2 separate regions of the Homo sapiens genome follow, and region 1 is linked to region 2. Evidence: read pairs that join two places in POLR2A ChIA-PET (ENCODE). Cell type or tissue: Panc1. All regions are shown on one strand.

What was found. Peaks named below come from ENCODE experiments on the same cell type or tissue, not always from the same donor. Only the 100,000 strongest peaks of a DNase experiment are listed, where the experiment ranks them.
Region 1: POLR2A ChIA-PET joins it to region 2 with 7 read pairs; 14 of 35 experiments call an interaction of 5 or more read pairs at or near these places.

The regions. Positions count from the first base shown.
Region 1 is chr17:32,400,361-32,404,360 of GRCh38, reverse strand. No RefSeq gene overlaps it. Among named protein-coding and RNA genes, the nearest start is that of PSMD11, 42 kb to the left of the region's middle. In Panc1, no CTCF peak of the experiment used is centred here; a DNase peak (open chromatin) is centred at 2,220.
Region 2 is chr17:32,455,282-32,459,281 of GRCh38, reverse strand. All of the region lies in intron 3 of PSMD11 (proteasome 26S subunit, non-ATPase 11), which reads right to left. Among named protein-coding and RNA genes, the nearest start is that of PSMD11, 13 kb to the right of the region's middle. In Panc1, no CTCF peak of the experiment used is centred here; no DNase peak of the experiment used is centred here.

The sequences.
Region 1 (4,000 bases), 55 kb after region 2:
GAAATAAACCTCCTTTACATACCTTGGAGGCACAAATAACATAAGGTATGCAAAAGTACTTTGGAAACTATCAAGCACCATACGAGAGCTGGTTATTACCAGAATGCCACCAGAGAACAGCATCTCACCATTGGCTGTCCTTTGTAAATTCTATTACTGGCATATATAAATCATTGGATCATTAATGCCCATGTCACATATGGCCAAATTTTACTCTAATAATTTTATTCTTCACCTGTCATTTCTAAACAACCTCTCCCAAACAAAAGATGTCCCCAATTTAAAATACTATTTCAATCATGAGATCCAAATAACTAAATCTATAGCAACATAACTGCATAATAGATAGCTCCAAAAATCATGGACTTCTTTCCCATGGAATAAAAGCTTTCCTACACTGCAGCCAATCTGACACCACACTTAATACTGAGTACATTCCTGTTAAAGGCTTGCTGAATTTTAAGAAAACATAAACCCCATACTCAAACTGTACAAGATAAAATTTGCTTAAGGGTATGTGTAGACAAATGAAACAAATTAGTCAGCTCTCTGTCCTGCCCCTTCTCAGAACCCAACTTCCCTGGTCTTTGCAGTTCTGAGTCGCCCTAATCTTCAGGTTCAACCCTTCCCACAACTACCACTTCCAGAGTTAATCCTGACCCCCAAGCAACTCATTGTTCCACCCATCAGTCTACTGAGCAAACATTCATTAACTACTGTGTGTCAGGCGCTATACTAGGCTTGAGAACATCTATGGCTTTATGGTTAATTGCGGTCTCTATAAGGGTAAGTCTCACATTCTTCTTCTTCTTTAACGTTGTCTTAACCATTCCAGGCTCTTGCCTTTTCATATAAATTTTGGGTTAAGCTTTTCAAGTTCTAAGGAAAGTCATTAGGTATACCATTTAATTTATAATTTGGAGAGAATTAATTTTTTTCTTTTTTAAATTTTATAGTCTTTATTATTGAAACATTGCGTTTCCAAATCACAGTGGTTTCTACTGACAAAGTGCCTACAATTCATTTCTTTATTAATTACAAACATTTCAGAGTAATTACACAGCACTTTATCTTGTGCCAGCCAAACCTCACAACAATGCTAGGAGGTAAGCTGTCACACCTACAGTTTGTTTTTCCCTCTAAAGGAGAAGGCAGGGAAAGAAAGTCTTTTGCAGAGTTATACAAATATTTGGCAAAATTCAGAACAAATCTGAGAGGGCTATTGATAAGAAGCTCTTTTCATTATAGACATTCATTCTATCCATGAATGAGAGAAAAAAGAGAATGGAAGATTTATGCATTACTTCAATTGGAGAAATGAGATAGGAGAGTGGCTAACACAAAAATCCCTAAATATTGTTTTAGAAAGTATGAAAAGTGGACTGGGTGTGGTGGCTCACGCCTATAATCCCAGTATTTTGGGAGGTCGAAGTCGGCAGATCACCTGAAGTCAGGAGCTCCAGACAGCCTGGCCAACATGGTGAAACCCCGTCTCCAATAAAAATACAAAAAAAATTAGCCAGGCATGGTGGCACATGCCTGTAATCCCAGCTACTCAAGAGGCTAGGGCAGAAGAATTGCTTGAAACTGGAAGGTGGAAGTTGCAGTGAGCTGAGATCGCGCCACTGCACTTCATCCTGGGCAATAAGAATAAAACTCTGTCTCAAAAAAAAAAAAAAAGTATGTAAAGTGGCATTTTTATCCCACTTTGTACACTGCTTATATCTTACCTATGCAGCTCATCCAATATCTCATTGCATCTGACAATTATTTTTGACTACCTTTTAAAAAGATGGAAATGAACCAATTTCATAATTCATTTACTTATAAATACATCTTTATACAAAGGGGAAGGGCCTAAAAGACTATTACAGAACCAATTTTTTTTAAAAATTGAAAATTACACATTACCACCAGATAGCATTTTCCCAGATAGGACTTTGAGTAGGCCGGGCGCGGTGGCTCACATCTGTAATCCAGGCACTTTGGAAGGCTGAGATGGAAGGATTGTTTGAACCCAGGAGTGTGAGACCAGCCTGGGCAACAAGGTGAGACCCCCGTCTCTACAAAAAAATTTAAAACTTAGGCATGGTGGCACACGCCTGTAGTCCCAGCTACTGGGGAGGCTGAGGCAGGAGGATTACTTGAGTTCAGGAGTTTGAGGCTGCAGTGAGCTATGATGGGATGGCATCACTGCACTCTAGCCTGGATGACAGAGCAAGATCCTGTCTCTATGTTAAGTAAGTAAGTAAATAAATAAATAAATATTGACTGGGCGCGGTGACTCACACCTGTAATCCCAACACTTAGGGAGGCCAAGGTGGGTGGATCATGAGGTCAGGAGTTCGAGGCCAGCCTGGCCAACGTAGTCTCTACTAAAAACACAAAAATTAGCCAGGCACGGGGGTGCATGCCTGTAGTCCCAGCTACTCAGGAGGCTGAGGCAGGAGAATCGCTTGAACCTGGGAGGCAGAGGTTGTAGTGAGACAAGATCATGCCACTGCACTCCAGCCTGGGCAAAAGATTGAGACACCATCTCAAAATAAATAAATAAATAAATAGGCCTGGTGTGGTGGCTCACGCCTATAATTCCAGCACTTTGGGAGGCTGAGGCCAGTGGATTACCTGAGGTCAGGAGTTCAAGACCAGCCTAGTCAACATGGTGAAACCCCATCTCTACTAAAAATACAAAAAATTAGCTGGGTGTTGTGGTGGGCACCTGTAATACCAGCTGCTCAGGAGGCTGAGGCAGAAGAATCACTTGAACCCAGGAGGCAGAGGTTGCCGTGAGCCAAGATCACGCTATTGCACTCCAGCCTGAGCAACAAGAGTGAAACTCTATCTCAAAATAAAATAAAAATAAATACTTCTACTTTGTTTATAACTAAGTTTGCAATAAAAGATGTATAAGGGTTGGGCGTGGTGGCTCACGCCTGTAATCCCAGCACTTTGGGAGGCTGAGGTGGGTGAATCACCTGAGGTCAGGAGTTCGAGACCAGTCTGGCCAACATAGTGAAACCCTGTCTCTACTAAAAATACAAAAATTAACCAGGCATGGTAGTGCACACCTGTAGTCCCAGCTACTTGGGAGGCTGAGGGAGGAGAATTGCTTGAATCCAGGAGGTGGAAATCACAGTGAGCTGAGATCACACCACTGCACTCCAGCCTGGGTGACAGAGTGAGACTCCATCTCAAAAATAAATAGATAGATAGATAGATAGATAGATAGATAGATAGATAGATAGATAGGCCAGGCTCAGTGGCTCACTCCTGTAATCCCAGCACTTTGGGAGGCTGAGGTGGGTGGATCACCTGAGGTCACGAGTTGGAGACCAGCCTGGCCAATACAGTGAAACCTTGTCTCCACTAAAAATACAAAAATTAACCAGACGTGGTGGTGCACGCCTGTAGTCCCAGCTATTTGGGAGGCTAAGGCAGGAGAACTGTTTGAACCCAGGAGGTGGAGGTTGCAAGTGAGCTGAGATCGCACCACTGCACTCCAGCCTGGGTGACAGAGCGAGACTCCAAAAAAAAAAAAAACAAAGTACAAGGTCAGGAATGGTGGTTCATGTGTGTAATCCCAGCAATTTGGGAGGGTGAGGAAGGAGGATCACTTGAGTCTAGGAGTTCAAGGCTGCAATGAGCTGTGACTACACCACTGCACTCCAGCCTGGGTGACAGAATGAGAGTCTGTCTCTGAAAAAAAAAGAAAGTCCATGCTAGGCTGAAGGAACCAGAGGTGCAAAGGCCCTCAGGGCAGAACTCTGTATTTTTGCCATAGGAGAATTTTGAGCAAAAAAGTGTAAATATTTTCAAAGAATTAAATTCTTGGACTGGGTGCAGTGGTTCATGCCTATAATCCCAACACTTTGAGAAGCCAAGGCAAGAGGATCACTTTAGTCCAGGAATTCAAGACCAGCCTGGTTAACAAAGTGAGACCTTGTCTCTACAAAAAATTATACAAAAATTCAATAATTAGCCAGGTGATAATTGTTAGTGG
Region 2 (4,000 bases):
ATACCACTGCACATCTACCATAGGGAAGGCACAGGCACAGTCCATACATTCCTTTGACAAATAGGTATGCAGCTTCTTCAAGCCAAAGTACTCTAAGGGCTAGGGATACAACTTAAGAGTATATAAGCAAAAAAAAAAATACATATATATATATATATATATATATGTATTTTTTTTTTTTTGAGACACTCTCACTCTTCTTACTCTTGCCCGGGCTGGAGTGCAGTGGCACGATCTTGGCTCACTGGAACCTCTACCTCCTGGATTCAAGTGATTCTTGTGCCTCAGCCACCTGAGTACCTGGGATTACAGGCATGCACCACCACACCTGGCTAATTTTTGTAAAAAATAAATATTGTTAAAAAGGAAACAAAGATAGGGTGATCAAGGAAAGTCTCTGAGGAGGTAAGATGTGAGCAAAGACTTGAAACAGTGTAAAGAAAAAAAATCCTGTTAAGATCAAGCTGACAGCAATCCATATGTATATGAATGTCCCAACCCCAGACAGTTTGAAGCATAAGGCAATAAGGCCAGTAATTACAGCTGTAAAGAAAGTAAAAGGAGACTAGTATAGTGGATGTGGTCAGAGGTAGCCATGGTTAAGGAATTTGAACTGTACTGGGAATGAGGAAGGCTCTGTGGTACTGCAAGGCACATAGTGCTTCACCTGAGTGAGATTGTATTACAGTAAAGGAGACAAGGCAAGTGTAAAGCCACTGTCATACAAGGCAGAATACTCAGAGCATGTACAAAATACAATGTGAGTCACTGAAAGAGTTAAAACCACATTAAAGTCAGGAAGGAAAGAGTTCAGAGGAGGTAGAACTTGAGATAAGACTATGGAAGAGAAAGGTACAGCATGAGGGTTATACAGGCTTGTTCAGCAAACAGCCAGGGATCCAACATGGCTGACATATTTGATATGCTTAGTAGAGTCCTGGGAGATTAGACTACTGCAGTAGGTTGCAGTAGGTTGTATTATAGAAAACCATTAATTATCTAATTCTGCAGGCAATGGAAAGCCACTGAAGGTTTGAGTTGTGGGAGAAGAGGGAGAGGAATAAAATTATCAGAGGGCTATTTGGTAAGGTATCTCTGACAATGATGGAATGAGGCTTTTACAGTAGTCCAAGTAAAAAAAAATTAAGAACCAAACTAGATGGTAGTTGTAAAGAGAGACCACAGCTGGGCGCAGTAGCTCACGCCTATAATCCCAGTACTCTGGGAGGCTGAGGCCGGCAGATCACAAGGTCAGGAGTTCGAGACCAGCCTGGCCAACATGGTGAAACTCCGTCTCTACTAAAAATACAAAAATTAGCCAGGTGCAGTGGCGGGCACCTGTAATCCCAGCTACTTGGGAGGCTGAGGCAGGAGAATTGCTTGAACCCAGGAGGCAGAGGTTGCAGTGAGCCAAGATCGCAACACTGCACTCCAGCCTGGGTGACAGAGCAAGACTCCATCTCGGGGAAAAAAAAAAAAAGAGAGAGAGAGAACAAATACAAAAGAGGTGGAGAAGCAGACAATGAAGAAAGCTGAATTGACAAAATTTAACAAATGGCTGGATGTTGAGGTTGCCCATATTGAGTCTGAGGTGCAGGTGAGACAGTCTGGATGATTCACAATTTGCTCCAAAACAAGCAAATAACCTATAATCCACAAAAATTACCAAAAGAGGTCCTACTTAGTGGAATAAGACTCTGGTTCATGATAAAAGCAAAGCTGCTAACCATCAAAAAAATCAGCCTTAGCCGGGCGTAGTGCTGCACGCCTGTAATCCCAGGACTTGGAAGGGCAAGGCAGGCAGATCATTTGAGACTAGGAGTTTAAGACCAGCCTGGGCAACATGGCAAAACCTCATCTCTACAAAAATACAAAAATTAGCCGAGTGTGGTGGTGCATGCCTGTAGTTCCAGCTACTCAGGAGGCTGAAGCAAGAGGATCACTTGACTCCAGGAGGTTGAGGCTGCAGTGAGCCAAGATTGTGTCACTGCACTCCAGCCTGGGCAACAGAGCAAGGCTGTCTCAAAAAACGAAAACAAAAACAGCCTTTACTAAAAAGTAAAATGACACTGATGATAAAATGATACAATGCCTAAAAGTGTTTCCTTTCACCCTAAGGAAAGGAAGAAAGGTCTTTACTTTATATAAATGTAATGTGCAATGAACAATGACAACATATAACCACAGTTAAGGGAGCGCCTAACCAGTCAGGGAGCCATATGACAAAGGCCAGGAAATCCTACTAGCGAACTATAGCAGAGCACTTGAATGGATTTCCACAAAGGAACAGGAGAAATGATCATTAAATAAATGCAAGTCAGGCACAGTGGCTCACGCCTGTAATCCCAGCACTTTGGGAGGCCAAGGCGGGTGGATCATCTGAGGTCAGGAGTTCAAAACCAGCCTGACCAACATGGTGAAACCCCGTCTCTACTAAAAATACAAAATTAGGGCCAGGCACGGTGGCTCACGCCGGTAATCCCAGCATTTTGGGAGGCCGAGGCAGGCAGATCACGAGGTCAGGAGATCAAGACCATCCTGACTAACACTGTGAAACCCCATCTCTCCTAAAAAATTACAAAAACTTAGCCAGGCGTGGTGGCGGGCGCCTGTAGTCCCAGCTACTGGGGAGGCTGAGGCAGGAGAATGGCATGAATCCAGGAGGCGGAGCTTGCAGTGAGCCGAGATCGTGCCACTGCACTCCAGCCTGGGCGACAGAGCGAGACTCCGTCTCAAAAAAAAATAGCCAGGCATGGTGATGCATGTTTGTAGTCCCAGCTACTCAGAAGGCTGAGGCAGGAGAATCCCTTGAACCCGGGAGGCGGGGGTTGCAGTGAGCCACGATCACGCCATTGCACTCCAGCCTGGGCAACAAGAGTGAAACTCTGTCACCAATAAAAAAAAATAAATGCTGTTCTATCCGCTGAGTGAGCTCTAGGTTATGGGGATGGATAATTTCAGAAACTTCAGTGTGCAAAAAGGAGCAGCTTCCATAATTAACTTTTCTGCCCAAAAACTTCCAAGTAACATTTATCAGTCAGTTTCAAATTAACATTTACTGATCAGTCTATTTTAAGGTACTCTATTTCAAACAAAGAATGGTATCACTTTCATGATTTTTTTTTTTTTTTTTTTTTTGAGACAGAGTCTCGCTCTGTCACCCAGGCTGGAGTGCAATGGCGTGATCTCGGCTCACTGCAAGCTCCGCCTCCCGGGTTCACGCCATTCTCCTGCCTCAGCCTCCCAAGTAGCTGGGACTACAGGCGCCCACCACCACACCTGGCTAATTTTTTTTTATTTTTAGTAGAAACGGGGTTTCACCATGTTAGCCAGGATGGTCTCAATCTCCTGACCTCGTGATCCACCTGCCTTGGCCTCCCAAAGTGCTGGGATTACAGGCGTGAGCCACCGCACCCGGACTCATGAGTTTTTTAAAGTACAATTTTTAAAAAAAGTTAGATAAGACTAATACCCTAAATAACTTTTAATTTTTTCATTAAAATAACTGACACTTTAATTCAAAATAGCCATCTAACTTTTTATATACTATCATCAAACAGTTTTGCCAGAGACATAAATCTGAAGACTACTCTACAAATGAATTTTCTACAAATAAAGTTAGTATATAGTGTTTAAATCAGGATTCAAAGAATCATTAAAGCCAGATTTTACAAAAGGTATGATTCCAAAGTAGGATCCATGTGTCCTAGGTTTCTGAAATTCCCATTTATTCAATATGCTACTATGGCCTTTCATACCTTTCACGCCCACAGAGGCTACAGCAAACAATCAGACATATAACCAACTAGCAATTCTGCCCTTATATTATCTGCCATTTTACATTTGTTTATTGCCTGCGTTCCCCGTTAAAAAATAATCCTCATGACAACAGTGACTGTGTTTTTACAACTGTATCCCCAATACCTAAAACAGTGCCTAACACGTAGCAGGCACTCAATGAGTACTGATCAATATATCCATAAGAAAAACAACAACTATA